2 separate regions of the Homo sapiens genome follow, and region 1 is linked to region 2. A link is a contact called in ENCODE Hi-C or POLR2A ChIA-PET data. All regions are on one chromosome and are shown on one strand. Each heading gives the region's core, a stretch centred on a gene start or an enhancer-like site at or near the end of the contact. The rest is flanking DNA. Distances are from core to core; before and after follow the strand shown.

What was found. Hi-C counts contacts between places; a loop is a spot of excess contacts on that map. ChIA-PET counts read pairs that join two places held with the same protein, here RNA polymerase II (POLR2A). Pooled maps may share reads with other maps.
Region 1: a map of PC-9 shows a loop between it and region 2 (2.3-fold over the local background). The contact joins the promoter of LMX1A-AS2 here to the enhancer-like site in region 2. A Hi-C loop is called at or near these places in 3 of 168 maps with a recorded cell type or tissue (PC-9, heart left ventricle and posterior vena cava) and 3 of 50 pooled maps. POLR2A ChIA-PET finds 5 or more read pairs at or near these places in 3 of 52 experiments (PC-3, PC-9 and RWPE1).

What each region holds. Positions count from the first base shown.
Region 1 is chr1:165,200,042-165,206,431 of GRCh38, forward strand. It overlaps LMX1A-AS2 (LMX1A antisense RNA 2), which reads left to right and starts at 4,006. Exons shown (of 6, transcript XR_922234.2): 1 at 4,006-4,106; 2 at 5,465-5,729. It overlaps LMX1A (LIM homeobox transcription factor 1 alpha), which reads right to left. Exons shown (of 9, transcript NM_177398.4): 8 at 5,823-5,993; 9 at 1,826-3,999. The coding sequence ends at 3,839.
Region 2 is chr1:165,167,474-165,173,930 of GRCh38, forward strand. No RefSeq gene overlaps it. Among named protein-coding and RNA genes, the nearest start is that of LMX1A-AS2, 33 kb to the right of the region's middle. Within about 2 kb of position 2,443, at least 2 of the 41 ENCODE cell types and tissues checked have a DNase peak (open chromatin) inside an H3K27ac peak, as active enhancers do; they include PC-3 and PC-9, where a contact is called at or near this core.

The DNA of each region.
Region 1 (6,390 bases), core at 2,756-5,255, 34 kb after region 2:
TTCATTTGCAATTCAGTTAAAATTTATTTTGTCTTTGAGTTTGGAACTGACAAATTAACTCCATTTTCTTCCCATTTTTTATTCATTTTAGGTCAACTCGTTTTCTTCAGAGACAGCCTAGGCACAGGCCCTTTGAGGCGTGAAGGCTCAACCTGTGGATCCAGGCTCTCCACTCTGAGCCTAGCCCTAAGGCCTTCCCCCTCATGCAGGTCATGAAAAGCAGGTGACAATAGGTGGCTGGAGGAATTTCCTATGACCTGACTCCTCCTTGGGGGTCAGAGATCTGAATGTGTCATCATAATTGGAATTTTATCTGCATGCTTTAAAACAAAACAGCAACCACTCCCCCACAATTCTGGCTCAGGCTCTGTAAGACACACGCTGAGATTTGAGGAGGTGATGGTGAGAAGTGATGCCTTCTGAGCTCAGGTGAACCAGGATGTGTTCTTCTTTTTCCTCAGATAGGGTCTGAGACTCCCAGCAGCCTTTCATCAATGACCAAACTCCAAGAGCAGGTCTGGCCTGCGGTGCAGCAGCTAACACTCATCTAGCCCTTACCATACTCCCAGTGCAGGGCTAAGTGCTTCACACATATTATCTCACCTGTGCTCACAACCCCCCTGAGGTAGCCACAAGTACCATCCCTGAGGAATCAACTCAGCAGAGTGAAGGAAACTGCCCAAGACCACACAGCTAGTAAGTTCAGGAGCTGGGATTGCAATCTAGACTCATCCACTTCCAGTGGGAAGGGGAAAAGAAGAATGGAGACAACCAATCCCCAGTGAAAGCCTGGAAGCCAGGAGCAGAGCCTTCATTGTGCATGGAAGAGAGGTGTGCTTCTAACCCAAACTCCTTCCCAGGTCTTTTATGTGAGTAAAAATATAAATTTCTGTTGTGTTTGAGCTGTTATAATATTTGGGGGTTTATTTGTTGCAGCAGGGAGCATTAGTCCAAGTAGTCCATATAGGCACCTAACCCAGCCTTGTAGGCTTGAGAAGGCCAAGTATGCTGATTCTGAAGACTAGGTAGTTGCCAACTAGGCAAATAAGAGGGGTAAAGGGGTTGTGCCTAGGCTCTCCCAGGAAGCTGGAGTTAGGAACTAAGGCCAGCCCAGTGGAGGCCAGTCTGAGATAAGGCCTCCTCAGTGGGCTCCTCCTGTCAGCCTGGCCTTATAATACATATCTCTCTCCTTCCAGGCCCTCAGCAAGAGGAAGAGCCAGCTTCTAACATGTGGTGAGTGAGCCAGAGGTAGAGGTTGCAGGCCTTGAACAAATGCAAGTGGGGGAGAAAACAGACAAAAAACAATACCACCCTGTGAGTATGTCTCCTGGTCTTATCTCCATACTGTTTCCTGACTTCTTTTCTCCATAGTCCTAATTGCCCACCATACATCACATTTAAAATTGTTGAGAACTTTGGGAGACTCTGTCAGGGAGCCACGATCTGCTGCCTGGCTCTCCCATCCTGGCTAGGCATCTGCCTTCAGGCCTGCATGAGAAATCCTTCTCCTGCCCCATCACTCTGTTCTGATTTCCAAGCAAATGTTCCCTCATCACGTATCACAAACTGCTCTGCCCTGAGGGAACTTGACGGTGGTGATGGAAAGCTCCCACTGCCTCCTTCTGTGGGGTTTTTTTTGTAAAGACTGGAGTCTTCGTCCATCTTGGCAAGAAGTTGAAGACCCTTTTCTCCTTATGTTTTGCTGTAGTCATCCTTTCCATTCATTCAAAGCTTTGCCATAAGCTCATCCCCATGGCTTTGTAGACAAAACTCCCACATCCCCCTGGTTCCCCACCAACCATCCCACCCCTGAATAAACAACAGCTCATTTGTAAGAGATTTTAATTTCATCTTGGTATGCCATTAAGGAGTGGAATAAGGATCTCTATTCATTTTCACTCACATAGTATCTCCTACATTCTCCAACTGGTCTTTACCACAGAAACCTGTGGGGCCATACAGCATCTGCATAATTTTCACTCATCAGACTGGTTTGGGTTTCTTGGTGGTTTGCATAAATTATAAACAAGAGCACAAAAATCACACAACATAGACTCTACCATAAGGGGACATGTTCCCTCTGGCCTTGCCAGAGTGATAGGGACGTGTCTCTGTGTTCAAGTCTCCAATGATGTCCCCAGAAATGAGGCCAAGCCTATCCTGGCCCCTCCTGGATGGGTCCACAGTGACCCGCTGTCTTCCCCACCAACTCATTCTGGGTTCCCAGGAGACTTCCTAGCACAGAACAATACCATCCTAGCACCGCAACTGGAGACCAGGGTGTGGAACTGTCCCCATGTACAATGGCTGCTGGGTCTTCTGTGCCGAGGATCAGAGGAGTGAGTTGGAAGGAAGAGCCAAGGGTTTCCACTGGAACCTTCTGCCTCTATGAGCGCCATGAGGTTCTTTAGAAACAGACCCTCTAAAACAAGGGGCCCCAAACTTTTTCTGTAAGGGCCAGACAATACAGATAGCAAATATTTCAGGCTTTCCAGGCCACAGACAGCCTGTTATATATTCTTCTTCTCCTTTTTTTTAATGACCTCAAAAAAAAAGTAAAAACCATTCTTTGCTGGCAAGCCATAGAAAGCAGGCCCGCAAGCAGGAGTTTGCCCAACCCTGCTCTAGAACACCACCAGGCCCTCCTCTATCCCCTCAGCCTTCACCTCCTCCCCACTCTGGGACTCTGGGATCCCTCTGAACTGCTCTGAGCTGGTGTCTCCTTCAGCACAGGCTTTGCAGAGGGACTTCAGCAGGCAGAACTGCCCTCTGGAGTTCAGGAGCCCTCCTGCTCTGCAACCCTATGTACCCTCCTTTGCCAAGTGAGTGGCCTGGTTGTATCTTAAACAAATATCAGATATTAGTCTCAGCCCTGCTCATGTGTCCTGGGAATGAATTAAGCCTTGGTGTTTCCCAGTGAGGTAGGTACATACTATTAGCCTCATCCACATTTGCAGATGCTGAAGCTCAAGAGCTGAACCAATCATCCTAGCACTGCCCAACAACCACTTGTCAGAATTTAAAAGAAAGCCCAGGAGTCTGGGCTTTACATTTTCTCAGAACATGATCAGAGATTATTCTGTCCCACCCCTGCCCAGTGATTCAACCCCAAAGAGAGCAAGAATGCAAGAGAGAACACCATCAGCCACACAGAATTTCTTTCCAGATCTGAAAGACACTCTGAAAACAGAATGAACCCCAGCACTCAAAGCTATGGGGCTAGGTGGAGCAGCCCTCTCTGCCCTGCTGACAAGTCTTGTCAAGCTAAAAATAAAGTTTATAAAAGTAAATTATCTCATTTTATAACTTAAGTGCATCAAGCATTTCCTTAAATATAGTTCACACTGAAAATAAAGTTACTTTTGCTGTACAGTTGGTGTCTGTTATAATTAGGAATAAACTTTGAGGGTAAAATACGAAAGGTTACACACTCACACACACACATCTATCTATCTGTCCTTCTGTCTATTGGTGTGTAGATGGATAGACATATGCACCTCTTGACAAGAGCTTCCCCGACATGGTGGGAAGTTGTTAGGAGTCCCTAAGTATCTAGTTTGCATGAGAATGTCTATATTAAAAGTCTCTGTCCTTAATGATAAACACGTCTTCATATCTAATGCTAAGACTCTTATTAGAAACATTAAACTATGCAATCCATAATGTATTCAGTCTTTGGAAATGCTGAGCTACACCATATCATTATACAACAGCATCCCCAACAAAACTCCCTCCCCAACCCACCTCTTCCCTGGCCTCCCTGTCCTAAAGCCAGTGACCCCTCAAAGAATATGGTTGTTCCATATGGGAGCCTAGTCACAGAACTCTAGGGGAAGACTCAAGATGTGAAGTAAGAATTCTGCATGGAGTACAGATGGTCAATGGGGTTTCCCACTCTGGACTGCAGAGGCCCAGCTTCTGAGGTTGCTAGGAAACAATCACCCAGGTTACTGAGGGAGGTGTCGTCGCTATCCAGGTCATGGAAAAGGGGCTCGGCACCTGAAATGGAGATGAAACACTGGCATGAGGGTCTTGAAGAAGTGACTCATTTCAGTGCTAGGATATTCAGCTGAATTCAACAAGTGTTGCCTGAGCACAGGCTCCAGGTGAAACTTTCTACAAAAAGTCTATATTCTCTTTAGGGGGCTCAAGTCCAAAGTGCAACAAGTGAAAACAATCTAAACCAGGATATGACAAAGTGCTAAATTGAGTGCAGCATAAGCAAATGTCACAATGTCTAGACAGGGAGTGTGGGGAGTAGGCAGGACATGTCACCAGAGGCTGGAGAGACAGGGCAGAGCTCCTATAGGACTTGGGCCTGAAAAATGATGCTTGAAGGAGGGATGGTAAAACCAACAAACAAAAAAACAAAACAAAAAGAAAGCTCTTTGAGTGAAGCTAATGAAAACTCCTGTGATAACATTTGTTCTTTCAAACACCAAGGGTCTACTATCAGCTGTTACCCCAAATTTGTAATGCAAAGAAAAGGAAGGTTAGGTGCCTACCTTCAACTAATTTACACCTTTGATAGGGAAGCCAGTAGGGCACACATTGGAACAGCTGAGAAATCACTGCAACCAGGATCTGGAGGCAAAGAATGTTCTGCCTCTGCTTCAAGTAAATAGGAGAGGTGAAAACTGGAGTTTATACAACTTGTCATGGGGCTTTAAATATTCATTTTATGAAAGGACTCATCACAGGGATACTTCATGTAACACAATCCCTGAGACTCTGAAAAGAATTTGCAAAAAAATGTGTTTGCCCTGTTTTCCGATAGCTGTGGAGTAAAGAATGGTACAGATGTGACCTGTGCCTTCTAAGGAAGCCAAGAGGGTGGCTATCACTGAACATCCAATGAGTGGGGTCAGCCAGTGAAGGGCTTGTCAAGGGCCAAATCTTAATAAATGTTTGCTGAATGTGTGATATGGGAAAGTAGGCGTGATTTTAACAACAGAATTTTTTTTCATGAAGGCAAAAAAAAAAGTTGTTTGGCAAAATCTGTGATCTGTGGCGTGAATCTCTGATACTAATGTTTTGAAGACTTGCTGCATAAGATTATTTTTTAACTATCAGTGTAATCTATCAGATTACACAGTACAGACCAATGCATTACATACAACACTAACCTTCTCTGTATAAAATGTAATGCCCTATACTTGGCTGAGGTTGAACTTGAGCCTTCACTCCAAAGCTCACCCAGCCCCCTACTCTGGGTCCTCAGGCCCCCGGTTGTTGTCCATTAGCTTAAGCACGAAGCTGGGTAAGTGGGAGAGGCTCAGCTACCCATATATGCAGCATTTAAATCAATGCTTCTTTGGGTGGGGTGGGTATAAGGGAGATACTTTCACTTTACAAGTCAGTTTATGTTTCACTAGTTAAATTAGAGCACCTATTAGTATCCATAGTAGGATAGTCCAGTTAGAAAATTTGTCTTCTGTGCTTTTTATTTCTTTTCTTACTTTAGGTAAACGTTTGCTTAATTAAGGCCTTCTGTAGCACTGATACTGCTGATCTCTGGCATGAAGCGCAAGACTTGCAATTCAATGACAACAAACAGGTCTACAAGGAGAGCACAACTTCCCATTTAAAACCAACAAACAAGAAGCTTTGAAAACAAGATAAATGGAAGTGTCAATAATGAATATGCATGAAGGTCTTTCTCCTGTAGTCATTGGTTAGGCGATTCTGGCAGTATTTTGTAGGGCACATTATTCTGCTTTGGAACTTCGGTGAGCATCTGGGAACTGCCTAGATGTGTTTAGGAGGGAATGAGAAACCCACACAAGTTATGAGAGGGCCCGAGGGGCTTAAGTCCCTCTTACCATAAGGGTGCATGTGGTCTCCAGGCATCTGGGGTGGGGTGAGACCCTGTCGGAAGGGATCTGAGCTGTAGACACTCTGCTCGATGGCCAGGAGCTGCTGTGGGGTGGGCAGAGCCGTGTAGGGGTTCATGATTCCTTCCATCCCAGCACTCCCACCACCGTTTGTCTGAGCTGTGGAACAAAGAAGAAGCCAGGTCATTCTCAACGTGCAGCCTGGCATGTGATTTCCCTGGGTCCTGATTCCCTCATTTATAAAATAAAATGGGATGAGGTGACATCAGTGGTCCCAGCCTTTGTCCTACCAGAGGCCATCAGGAATCACCTTGGAGGACAGGAACAGGGTAGGGGCTGGGATGTTGAACTTTGAGAACATCCTTGAAATATATTATTTCAACAAAGGTTTTGATGCTAGCCACATGTTTGGCAGTCACTAGAATAGATGTATCTAAAGATCTTTCTACGATAACCCAGTATGAGCCCATCAGTCAAGTGGGAGTTGTGACCAGTTGACCTCATTGGGTTGATGGGAAGATTCCATAGGACTGTGTATGCTTTGGAATTATATCTT
Region 2 (6,457 bases), core at 1,193-3,692:
GCCCTGGAAAAAAGTTCCATTTAGATTAAACAAAATTCTCCACGTACAATTTGATGTTTGAATGAATTGTCCAAAGACTAGCTTCTGGTTCCATTTATTTCAAATCGTGTTTGTTCTCATGACCTATATACTTCTGGTACCAGACATAACATGTCTGGCCCTGCTGCATCTTTTTTCCACCAGCGAATTGGAATTCTAGTGGTAGATGTATTCCTGGAAGCCATTTCTGTACCAGCTTGGCTAGCAGTAGCTTAACTATACAAATAAATTACTGTAAAAAACACAAATCCCAAAGTAGGTGTAATCCCAACTCAACTGCCCCTTCACCAAACCTCAAAATTGTTCTCAGCTCTTCCAGCACTACTTAGCACCAGGGGAAATGGGATGCAGAGATGGTCATAGTGGAAAGAAAGTGTCTTCACTAGTTGCTATTTAAATATCTTACTCATGAAAATTTTACAAAAAAAATCCATGACCACATGAACACTTTGTGAGGATCTATCCAAAGGTCGTTAAAATGGAAATAAGTGTCCTGAGATTTAACCTTCATCATAACTCTGCTTCTTTATCTTTTTTCGTTGCCCTATTAGATTGTTATTTGCCATTAACCTGCATGATGTCCTGTCTTTACCGCTTACTATCTATATGATTTGAGTCAAGTCTGTTAACCTTGCTGAGTTTCTGTTTGAAAAATCTGTAATATGGGGGTAAAATGAGAATGCCGTATTTGTTCCTGGGGCTTTTGGGAGAACGGTGTGAGGTAATGTAAGGTTCTCAGAAGTCAACAGATAGTCTCCATGACCATGGTGGATTTGGTGCTGACACAGCGATGGAGGTTATCCTCCATATGCTCATTGGTTATGACATGGGGACAAGGAATTGAACTGACATTGGATTTCTCTTAGACTCATAAGCAAATTTTTAGCAATGCTTATGAGGTGCTTTGAGGTCTGGCCCTGCCTACTTCTTTTAGTCTTGCCTCATCTCTCAACACCCCTACCCCATTCTCCAATACAACCCTTTCCATTGTAACTGCCAAGACATGTGGAATTTCTCCACCATGCAACCTTTCTCTGGCGTCTGAGTCTTTTCACATGCTGGTCGTTCTGTCTGGAAGACTCGTATCCCAATACTCCTCCCTTTGCTGACAGTCCTGCAGGATGCAGCTCAGCTGACACTTCTTCCAGGAAGTTGTGTCTGACGCCCTAGTCTGTACAAGGTGCCCTGCCCCCACAGCCATGTGTCTGCACTGCCTCCTGCTCTTCCTTTTATCACTGCACTTAACACACTGGATTGTAATTGCCTGTTCACTCATCTGTCTCCCTTCAACTAGTCTGTGGGCTCCTTCTGGACCCACAGTACTTAGTACACTGACTGGCAAACACTGGTGTTCAATAACTATTTGACAATTAATACATTCATTGAAAAGAGAAAAAAGGTCAACTCTCCAATCCCTTGGTGGATCTGGAAGAGGCAGCATAAAGGTGGGAAGCCTGTGGGATTGATCTTTGGGCAGTTGGCTGGCTCAAGAGAGAGGCAAACTTTCTCCTATCAAATGACAGAGGGTGAAAGACTCCCTGCCTGAGGGCACCTCTTCAAGAGGCATGAAGACCATTTGCTGAAGTCATTGACTCCAGACCTCAAAGGGCTTGCAGAGGTTGCTGGACTGAATGAAGGAAACTTGTACAGGTCAGGGAGGCTTCCTTGATAACACAGGTCTCCCTGGCTGCCAGGTAACCAGCCACATAAAGGAGTCACAGGTAGCTGTAAGAGGTGTGGTATTCACTCAATGGCTAGCCCTGGGGCTACTCTGATGAGGAAGAATGACTCTGCACAGGAACTCCTTCTGCACAGGGGCACAGGAATAGAAGTGAAGGGGAAAAATGGGTCATTAATCAGAAGACAATAGCCTGAGATCAGCCTTCTTTCAACTTCGGAAAACATCTCTAAGGTTCAGAATACAGGCCACAAATCAACCTGTCCCATGGAAAAGTGTCTAACCTGTGACTAGACAATGTCCTATTCTCCTCTGCAGTAAGTACAACCAAATCTGGAAGCTTCTTAGATCTTAGGATTTTTTTTTTCTTTTTCTTTTTCTTTTTCTTTTTTTAGACAGAGTCTTAACTCTGTCACCCAGGCTGGAGTGCAGTGGCGTGATCTCAGCTCACTGCAACCTCCGCCTCTCAGGTTCAAGTGATTCTCCTGCCTCAGCCTCCCGAGTATCTGGGATTACAGGGGCCCGCCATCACACCCGGCTAATTTTTGTATTTTTAGTAGAGAAGGTGTTTCAGCATGTTGGTCAGGCTGGTCTCGAACTCCTGACCTTAAGCAATCCACCCACCTTGGCCTCCCAGAGTGCTGGGATTACAGGCATGAGCCACCGCATCTGGTGGGATTTTTTTTTTTCTTAAGCTGCAATAGGGAGGCCACTTTACCCACGCCTAATTGTCCATTGTAGTCTGAAATTCCACAATTACACATGCATTCCTTCAGCTTAGTAGTTTTTTTTTCCTATTAGAATGCAAACATACCTGGCAGCCTGTGCATTGGACCATATCAGCCATTTTCACTGTATATCAGTTTATATAATTTTCTCCTAGCCTCAGTATTTCTTATCTGAGTTGTGGAGTTAAGAGTACTCTGAAGAGAATTCCAAGTCCCAAAATCAATGTCACCTCCTTCTCAATTTTTCTAAGTACTTTTGGCCCTGTCTCAACTGGCATCCATTTTAAATATCAGCAATCCTGATATTCTTCACCACGGATCCTTCTTTATTTTTTCTTTGTCTGCATTTTCTACCTTTCTCCCTCCATTATTTCTCTTCTTTCATTCAATTTCTTCTGTTTCTCTTTTTATCCCATCAACCCCAAGCCTGAGGGAGTATCCATATGTATGTTCACGGGCATTCTGTAACACAGATGCAGTGTGGTATATGAGAGACAGCAAAAAGGCTTCAAAGCCAGAAAGGTCTGGCTTTAAATATTGCTTCTATTGTTTAGGAGCTGTGTGACTTTGGATAAGTCACTAGTCTTATTTTTCTCCTTTGGAAATGGGGAATAAACTATACCAAGCCAGCAGGACTTCCTGTGCGAAGGTTGCAGGGAGCTGTGAAGATTAAATGTTTCACCAATGTGTTTGGGTTCCACTAACCCTTTCCCCTTCCCTTTCCATCTCCTTCTGGGTCTGACAGGAGCATCCAGTGAGCCCCATGAGCATTGCTTAGCTCTGTGGCCTGGAGATAATTAATCTCCCTCGCAGGCCTATCTTACTCTTTGTCCTTTTTAATTTTCCCTGGCTTTAATTTTCTCCTCATAATTGTGTTCTCAATTAAGTTGCAGTGAGGCTGCAACATGGTAGCCTGATCTTGAAAATACAGATGGTATTTCCGATCAATTTGCCAAAGTTGAATGGAAATCCTGAAACTTTAGAGCAATGCTTCTGAAAGTGTGATATTAAGTTTAGCTGTATCAGAATCTCTAGAAGTGTTAAAACTGCAGATTCCTGGGCCCTGTCTCAGAGCTCCTAAACGGGATCTCTGGGAACATGGCTTGGAATCCACATGTTTGCCAAGCACTCCAGGTGATCCTCATATACTTCAAGGTTTGAGAACTATTGCTCTACAGGTTAAGCTTAAGACCTAAACTGACTATTGAAGGAAAGGACAAGAATGTTCAGCCTTTATTGACCATTCATAGCAGTAGGATGACCTCTCTTCACTGGCCATCGAGACCCAAGGAAATGACTTGCCTGAATCCTCATAGCTGGTTAGTAGTAGAGGCAGAAAGAAACCCAGGTTGGAAGCTTCCAGGTCCAGCTCTCTCTCAACTGCCCTCAAACCTTCCCTCCAAAGAGTTCTTATCACCTAACAAAGAACTCACCAGAATCCTATAATCTGCAGGCAGAAGAGTAAAATAAATGTGTGTGTGTGTGTGACAGAGACAAAGACAGAGACAGAGAGATAGCCCTCTCTTCCTTCCTGTGTTCATTACATTTTCCCTTATTTTCAAATTCATCATTGAGCTTAGAGGCCTGATATGTTTTTTTTTAATTCCTGACAATACAGCTTCACGTGAGTATAATCATAATTAAATTCCATTACAGGGAAGGAATTTAGATGACTAATGGCATTTTTTTTTAATCCTGAGATTTGATCTATATGTCCATTTAGGTATCTTTTGTGCTTCCTTATAGTTAGGAACTGTTCTATCAAGTTTCATGCTTCCTCTTGATAAAAGATGTTTGGACCAAGGTAGTCATTTAAAACATTAGCTATTATCTGACAGAGAAATGAATTTAATGATGCTTCAGGAAGAGTGTAGCTGAAAGAGCAGTGGTCTGAACATCAGCAGATTTGAGGTTCCAGCCCAAAGAATGAGCTGTGGAACCCTGGGTGAATGACTTACCCTCCCCAGGCTTCAGTTTCCTCATTGAAGCAATAATAATAAGAAAATGTGAGTGTTTCTCAGGCTGCAGAGCCATATTCCTTGATGTGCTCACTGAGGGCAAACGCTGCAGTTACGCCACATCCTCCCAGAGCGTCTTGGCACATACTCTTATAATAAAGGCTCTGAGTGGTTCTAAAGTCAAGAATCAAGTTTAATTTCTCTCAATACAGCTTTCCCCAAGCCCCTTTCATTTTCCCATTCAAAAAGTATTTATTGAGCACCTACTTTGTACCAGGCAGTTTCAGGAGTCAGGATTCAGCAGGGAACAAAACACAGAAATCTCTTCCTGGAAGGAATTTACATCTAACTGGGGGAGACATAACACAAGCAAAATAAAAAATTAAAATAGATAGTATATTAAATGATGAAAAAGGTTGTGAAATACAATTAATTAGGCAAGAATATTGGACTAAAAGAAAGAGATGAGTGACTAATATTCTTTAAGAATAATTCTTATGAATATCTCTGGACCTGACTTTGTGTAAAAATACAACCTGGGAAATTATGTACTAGAATGTGTCTAAAAGGCTGTCTACTCCTAAAAACATCTGCTTGCCTGTGAATGATCACACCAGGGATCTTGCTGGTAAGTTGGGAGGTAGTTTGTCTTTGGCATCAAAACTGGCCATGCAGTCAAATCACTCCCATAATGTTACAAGCTAGTATAATTCAGTCCACTCATCCTTTGTTTGCCTAGTGCTAAGGTAGATGCTATTAGGAGACACTATAGTAGAAACCATTTCCCTTGTCCCAAGCAGCTGAGGGTCTTGCTGGATAAAATGACTGAGAAGATAATTCTTGGTCAATGTCTTCAGTGCAGTGGATGCAGTGAAATCTATTAGAGAATCATGAGGTTCGTCATCTAGTGCCCTTCATCCCTAGTAGATGACTTTGCATTGTCACCACCAAACTGGGCCTCAGTTTTGCTAGACTTCAAATGTGCATGGTAGCCTATGACCTCCAAATTTGCTTGTATTGGTGAAATGTTATGTTATAACATTCTTTGTAAGAGAGAGATTTATTCATTCGCTTAACAAACATCTATTGAACTCCCAGTGGTATTTGACCCTGGAGCCAAGATAAATAATCCAAAAATCCTTTTCTGAAAAAAAAAAATTTTTTTCATTTGGCTCCCATTTGGCTAATGTTTACTGAGCATTCACTATTTGCAAAGAACTAGTCTGAATGCTTTTTATATATAATCACAACCCTTTTATGAGCTGTATTGTAGGAGGCAGAATGACTCCTACAAGATGAGCCTCAGTAACTTTCACCTTTGTATAACGTCCATCTGTTGAATGTGGATGGAAGCTGTGAATTTGATGAGATGTCACCCTGTGGTTATGTTCTGTTCACTGGCAAAAGGGATTTTGCAGATGTAATCAAGGTCCCTAAATAGTTGGCCTTAAGAAAGGGAGATTCTCTTGGGTGAGCCTGACCTATTCAGATGAGACCCTAAAAGGGACTGGGCTCTTCCTAAAAAGACTCACAGCATGAGAGAGATTTGATGGAAGGAGATTCTCCATGGCTGGCTTTGAAGATGGAGGGGACCACACAGTGAGGGATGGTGAGCAGCATCAAGGAGCTGAGAGCAACTCCTGGCCAGCAGCCAGCAGGCAGGCAAGGACCTGAGCCCTAGAGCTCAAGGACTCGAACTCTGCCAACAACCTGAATGATCCTGGACACAGGTTGTTCCTTAATAATGCCTTCAGGTGAGAACACACCCTGGCTGACACCGTGATTGCAGCTTTGTGAGATCCTGAGCAGAGAACCCAGTCATACCATGCCCAGGCTTCTGACTTGCAGAACTAGGAGCTAATAAATGGGTATTGTTTGAAGCTGCTAAACTTGTGGTGATTTGTTGCACAGCAATAGAAAACTTGTATCTTCATTTTATGGATTGGAAAACAGAAATAGGGAGGCAAAGAACTTGAGCAAGATCATATAGCCAGCAAATGCCAGAATCAGGTTTACGAACCTATCAGGGTTGGTTCCAGAGCCTGTGCTCTTTC